Regions from separate parts of the Homo sapiens genome. Here region 2 is linked to region 1. A link is a contact called in ENCODE Hi-C data. All regions are on one chromosome and are shown on one strand. Each heading gives the region's core, a stretch centred on a gene start or an enhancer-like site at or near the end of the contact. The rest is flanking DNA. Distances are from core to core; before and after follow the strand shown. Region 1 has its middle 120 kb from the start of NDUFV2. Region 2 has its middle 180 kb from the start of RAB12.

The links. Hi-C counts contacts between places; a loop is a spot of excess contacts on that map. Pooled maps may share reads with other maps.
Region 2: a map of PC-9 shows a loop between it and region 1 (9-fold over the local background). The contact joins two enhancer-like sites. A Hi-C loop is called at or near these places in 1 of 168 maps with a recorded cell type or tissue (PC-9), 1 of 37 single-sample maps with no recorded cell type and 6 of 50 pooled maps.

The regions. Positions count from the first base shown.
Region 1 is chr18:8,981,454-8,984,507 of GRCh38, forward strand. No RefSeq gene overlaps it. Among named protein-coding and RNA genes, the nearest start is that of NDUFV2, 120 kb to the right of the region's middle. Within about 2 kb of position 1,483, at least 5 of the 41 ENCODE cell types and tissues checked have a DNase peak (open chromatin) inside an H3K27ac peak, as active enhancers do.
Region 2 is chr18:8,424,067-8,427,120 of GRCh38, forward strand. No RefSeq gene overlaps it. Among named protein-coding and RNA genes, the nearest start is that of RAB12, 180 kb to the right of the region's middle. RefSeq lists enhancers at 767-1,410, 1,411-2,054. Within about 2 kb of position 1,490, at least 3 of the 41 ENCODE cell types and tissues checked have a DNase peak (open chromatin) inside an H3K27ac peak, as active enhancers do.

The sequences.
Region 1 (3,054 bases), core at 233-2,732:
ACTCTGTCACCCAGACTGGAGTGCAGTTGGTGCGATTCGGCTCACTGTAACCTCTGCCACCCGGGTTCAAGCGATTCTTGTGCCTCAGCCTCTCGAGTAGCTGGGATTACAGGCATGCACCGCCACACCTGGTTAATTTTTGTATTTGTAGTAGAGACGGGGTTTCACCATGTTAGCCAGGGTGGTCTCGAACCCCTGGCCTCAAGTGATCCGCCTGCCTCAGCCTCCAAAAGTGCTGGGATTACAGGCGTGAGCCACCGCACCCAGGCAGGCTAGCATTGATTTTTGTTCCAATAGCTACTTAGGCTCACTGTTAATGTGGCTTTTGTTGCTTTTTACTGGCTGTTTGCTTCTCATAAGTACCATAGAGGACTTTCTATGTGCTTGTATAATAAATCTTATAAATCCAGTCTAAAAAAATTATGTTTTTTATAGTTTGCCTTGGTAATTCCTAGGCCTGGGAGGGGGACCAGATATATCAGGTGCCCCATGAGAAACCTCTCCTGGGGCAGTACCAGGTACTAGGGAACATGATAAACAGATGCAGACTCAAAGGGTAGCTTCCCTTGTCTGTACAGTAGCTTAATGATGAAGGTGGCTGAGTGGCAGTTCTACCTGGTTCCAGGAACCTCCTCAGCTAGACTTGTTTTTGTTTCTGTTTTGAGACAGAGTCTCATTCTGTCGTCCAGACTGTAGTGCAGTGGTGTGATCTCAGCCCACTGCAACTACCATCTCCTGGGTTCAAACGATTCTCCTGCCTCAGCCTCCTGAGTAGCTGGGATTACAGGTGCCCACCAGCAAACCTGGCTAATTTTTGTATTTTTAGTAGAGACGGGGTTTCGCCATGTTGGTCAGGCTGGTCTCGAACTCCTGATCTCAAGTAATCCACTTACCTTGACTTCCCAAAGTGCTGGATTACAGGCATGAGCCACTGCGCCCGGCCTCAGCTAGATCTTTAAGGCAACGGTTCCCCACCTTTTCAAGTATGAGATGCCATTGTAACATTAGAAAACTTCATAGGTCTCATTAACAGTGCCTGTATCATTCATTTTAAAAATCCTTATTGTCAAGTGACATTTTTTTTTCTTTTGAGTCAGAGTCTCACTCTGTTGCCCAGGCCGGAGTGTACTGATGTGATCGACAAGTGACATTTTAAAATGAATGTTGTGTTTTACAGATGGCAACAGCGCCCTCACATGCTATGTACAATTCAGCCTACGGACGTACTTGGTGGCATTTCAGCGTGATGAGCCTTACAGGGGTTTTCAGACACAGACTTTACTAAGAACAACATGTGGATGGTTTTAAAAGAACTATTGGAATGAGCAGACTACAATTTTCCAACAGTTACTTTCAACACAAATGCATGTGGAAAGCTGAAATCATATGCATCTGTGGTTAGATTCTGGCCTTAACCCTGTGCTGACCTTGAGCTTCCCCGTAATTGTTGGGCTCTTTCTTTGCCTCCAGGCTGAACCATCTGCTGCTTTCTCCCACTACCAGGAACGAAGGGACCTAAGCTCCAATGTGCTCATCCTGGAACACCCAGGCACTTTGCATTTCTCAAAGTTCAGTTCCCCAAGCGCAAGTTTTCTGCTCTGCTGGACAGAACGGCAGCATTTCAATCATTCTCAGGCTTGCTCTGCTCCTGTTCCTACTTGTCCAGGTCCATAAACCCAGGACTCACAGGAAGGGCCCTTCCCCTGGGAGCCGCGTTCAGAGGACAGTGCCTATGGCAGGAGGGAGTGGTCTATGAGCCCCTGGGGCTGGAAGATTCCCCTCCATTCTTCAGTGGCATTTCCCTTGGCACTTGTTTCCTGCTCTCACTACAGACACCTGAACCCTGAAGCTTAACCCCACCTTGAAGCTAGGGCATGGTTACCTAACGTAGGCCTCCCTCCTGTGAAGGCAGGTCTGAGAGGCCATCTGCAGAGAGGCAGGGTTATTCCTGAGGGGTGGGGAGACCATTGCAGAGACTCCAGCTGCTGCCTGACAGTTTCTGAGATGCCTGCCAAGGAAAAAGGAGAATTCTGGTTAGAAGGGAGCTAAAAACTCTGGGGAAGTATTTCAATATCTAATTGAGAGAGAGGCTGAGATGGCAGCTAGGACCACTGTGGAGACAATCTCAGACAATCTCAAGGAGCTTCAACCAAAGCAACCAATGACAGGGGGAGTTCAGATTTCTCTCTTAAATTCTGCAAGGGAGGCCAGTGTGGTGTCTCACACCTGTAATCCCAACACTTTGAGAGGCCAAGGCAGGAGGATCACTTGAGGCCAGGAGTTTAAGACCAGCCTGGGCAATGTAGCAAGTCCCTGTCTCTACAAAAAAAAAAAATTTAGCCAGCGTGGTGGCAAACACCTGTAGTCCCAGCTATTTGGGAGGCTGAGGCAGGAGGATCACTTGAGCCCAAGAGTTCTAGGCTGCAGTGAGCTATGTTCACACCACTGCACTTCAGCCGGGGTGACAGAGCAAGATCTTCTCTCTAAAAAATAAAATAAAAAATAAAAACAAAGCTGCAAGGGGAAGGGGAAGAAGCAGATACTGAGACTTCTCCCAACAAGAGGATAAGCCCCAAAGAAAGACATTTTCTTGAAGGCAAAGTTCAGCTCCTTCATCACGCATCTTTAGTGCTGTGAGCTTTTGTGCTGTTGGCCCTTAGGACCAAGGAGGCAACATGAGTCCAGATCCAGTAGAGCTACTAGTGATGGGCCTGAAGGGAGGGGAGTCTAGACCTGTCCTCCTTATTATTATAAAATTTTAGCCTAATCAGCTTCTGGGAAGCAGTCTAATTAAAAGTGGAAAGAAGCTGAAAGTGGCAGCTAGTCAGCTCCGTGTACAAATCCCAACTCCATGTCTTCTTAGTTGTTGGACCAGCCCAGGCAAGCCCCTGAATCTCCTTATGTCTCAATTTCCTCATCTGTAAAAATACTAGTCACAGCAGACCTCCTTTATAGGGTCGTTGTGGCCCAAGGGCTTGCAATAAATTTGGTATCTAATTTTGGAGTGATTTGGGGCTGCAGTTTAACAAGATTGATTCCAAATGTAGCACAAAG
Region 2 (3,054 bases), core at 240-2,739, 560 kb before region 1:
GCTCTTCCCTGCCTCAGTTTCCTTGCCTGTTGAAGGCACACACAAACATGTATGTGGTGTGGAACAAAATGAAATAGGAAGCTGTGGTGAAAATTAAAAGAGCTATGCAGATGTAAAATGCAGCCACTGTGAGTATTCGAGGTAAGGAATTATACCTACAAAAGACGCTCACGGCCGGGCGCAGTGGATCACACCTGTAATCCCAGCACTTTGGGAGGCCGAGGCAGGTGGATCACCAGAGGTCAAGAGTTCAAGACCAGCCTGACCAATATAGTGAAACCCCGTCTCTACTAAAACTACAAAAATTAGCTGGGCGTGGTGGTACGTGCCTGTAATACCAGCTACTCGGGAGGCTAAGACAGGAGAATCACTTGAACCCAGGAGGTGGAGGTTGCAGTGAGCAGAGATCATGCCACTATACTCCAGCCTGGGTGACAGAGTGAAACTCTGTCTAAAAAAAAAAAAAAAAAAGGACTTTCACATGGATAGATGGATAGAGTGAAAAGTGTGGTAAGTGAAATACTAACTATTATAACTAACAACCGTGGGCAGGCAGAGGGGGCTGGTGCTCTTCCCTGCTGTGTCTGGGCTGCAAGGAGGCCGGTGATGACTCAGGCTGGAGGGGCCCTCGACCCTCGGTTATCAAGAGCACCCAGCGGGGTCCTGTAAACAGTGGCAATGCCACAGCCCTGGCCACACGCTGCTTGGCAGCCCATGTAGGTTTGCTGTTGGTTCATTAAAGCAACATTAAGATGCCCTTTATCCCTCTCTGTTAACACAGATAATCGAATGAAAATGTAATTGCCACAGCTAACTCAATTAAAAGCATTTCTGAAAGTTGCCCCTTGCTCCTGGTGTATTGAAGACTAGATTTGGAGCCACTTGCCCCCATGGTGGACTGTGCCATTTACTCCCCCAAAGGACCCCAGGAAACCAACGTAATCAGCCCCATTTTACAAGTGAAGAAACTGATGTTCTGGGAGGGTGAGTGGCCTCCCTGAGGCTGCACGGCTGCACAGGGGCAGCTGCAGGATTTGAACTCAGGCTGACCCCACCTGCCAGCCCCACAGCACCTCCTGGGGTGTTGGGCATCTGGGGCCAACTGCCTGGGTCCCAGCAGCCAGCGCCTGGCTCTTGGGCTGTTTGATCTTGGTCAGTGTATCTAATCTCTGTATCTTAATTCCTGCATCTGATCAACTCAATTAAGTTCTTCCTCGCATACTGCATATTTTGAGAACATGCCTGGGTTCTTCCTTCCTTTCCTTCTCTCCCCTTATTGAAAACGAACTGCTGTCTTGTGACTAGTGTGGCCTTGGCAGTTTTCACCTGGGGCATTTCCACCGAGGCAGCTTCCTCCACTTCCTCCCACGCGAAAGACAGCACATTAGCAGCTAATTCATGGGACAAAAGGAAGAGGCAGTGCAGATCAGTGAGCCTGGGAGCAGATGATGAATGCCAGGGGGTGTCTTCGCTGCAACAAGCACTCAGCCCTGCAGCGTGACTCAGAGAGTGGCCTCGGGCAATCCACCAGCCTGAAACCACAGGACAGGACTGGCAATCTCAGCACAGAGCACTGATCCTGTCATCATTTAAAGACTCAGAAGCGGTCACAAGGGGGAGTGGATCAGAGCCATTCTGGACTTCTCACGGCCAGCTCAGACGCTCGCATATGTGACATGCACAGGGTGCCCACGACTTCCTGGACCTTTGGATGGAGCCCCCGGCCACCTGGAGGGAGCATTGAAACGGATGATGCTAAACTCGCACTCTAAACTCGCACTTGGCGTTGCCTTCTCAGGTCCCAGCACCTGTGCAGAGGCCTCTCAGGGTGTGACAGTCCCCTGCTGAATGGCACCTTCCCCTCCAGCACCTGCAGGGCTTCCCTGCCCACTGCACCTGCCTTGCCCCAGCATGCCTGCCTGACCCTGGAGAAGGATGGAGATGCAGGGTTTTGTGGGGAGTGCCAGGAAGAGGCCTCCTCGGGGGAGGGAAGCTGATAGCAGCCCCGCCCTCACCTGCCCCAGCAGCTGAGCTCATCCCCTGGGGGGCACTCATGCTCCCTAGAAGTGACAGGTGGGCCCACTATCCACAGGCCGGCAGAACGCAGCTCCTTTGGGGTGGGGGAATTCCTGCCCTGGCCTTGGCCACAGAGCCCCAGGATGAGTTTTGTGACAGAGCCATCCCCACACACCCACTGAATGAGAACGGAGGCCCAGCCTGGAGGCGGGGGCTGGAGGGAGTGCAGAGGGCATGAGGAGGCACTCCAGCCATTCCTCCTTCTAAGTGGGACCTCCCTGGGAGGACAGATGACTGCTGCATTAGGAGGGTGTTTCAGGCCCACCTGCCACTTCCAAGGAGCGTAAGTTGGCAATGTTGGAAATCAGCCTACAGCTGCTCCTCGAGGTGACCCCATCAAGGGACCAGGACTACGGGACTAGCAACGCAGGTATTGAAGAAGTGTCACTCTCCAGGGACCTCGCTGCTGGAGCCAGGCCAGTGCTGGAATCCCCGCCAGCAGGGGGCAGCGTGCAGGCTTTCCGGGGCCTGCTCTAGCCTGCCAAGAGAATGTGAGATTCATGGGTACGCATGCGGGCGGCTGCACCCTTCCAGGCCACAGATTGGACCTAACAGCTCCTGTCTGCTTGGCAGTGCCCAAGAGATTTTCCTGGCGCTGGAAACATTGGATTTGGGGTGTGCGTGACCCACCTGGGTCAGAGTGCTTGGCTTTCTGCTCATCTGCTGACTCAATAGGGGGTCTGTGTCCATCTACCCATCTCCCCTTTTCCTTGCACTATCTCAGAATCTCTATCTATTTCATAAAACACCAATTATTTGTCTATTATCCTCATTTAAAATTATATATATTAGTTAGAACGTAATCCTCCTTCTCTCTCTGATCTCATTAGCTGACAAAAGCATTAGCAAATTGTCACATGTCTAAATGACCGTGAAATAGGTATTGGTTTTAATTGTTGGTACTTAAGTGGCTGTTATAACAAAGTGTTTTGCTTCATAAGCCAGGTGAGCCCCTCACTCTCTGAGGAGGAACGCTGG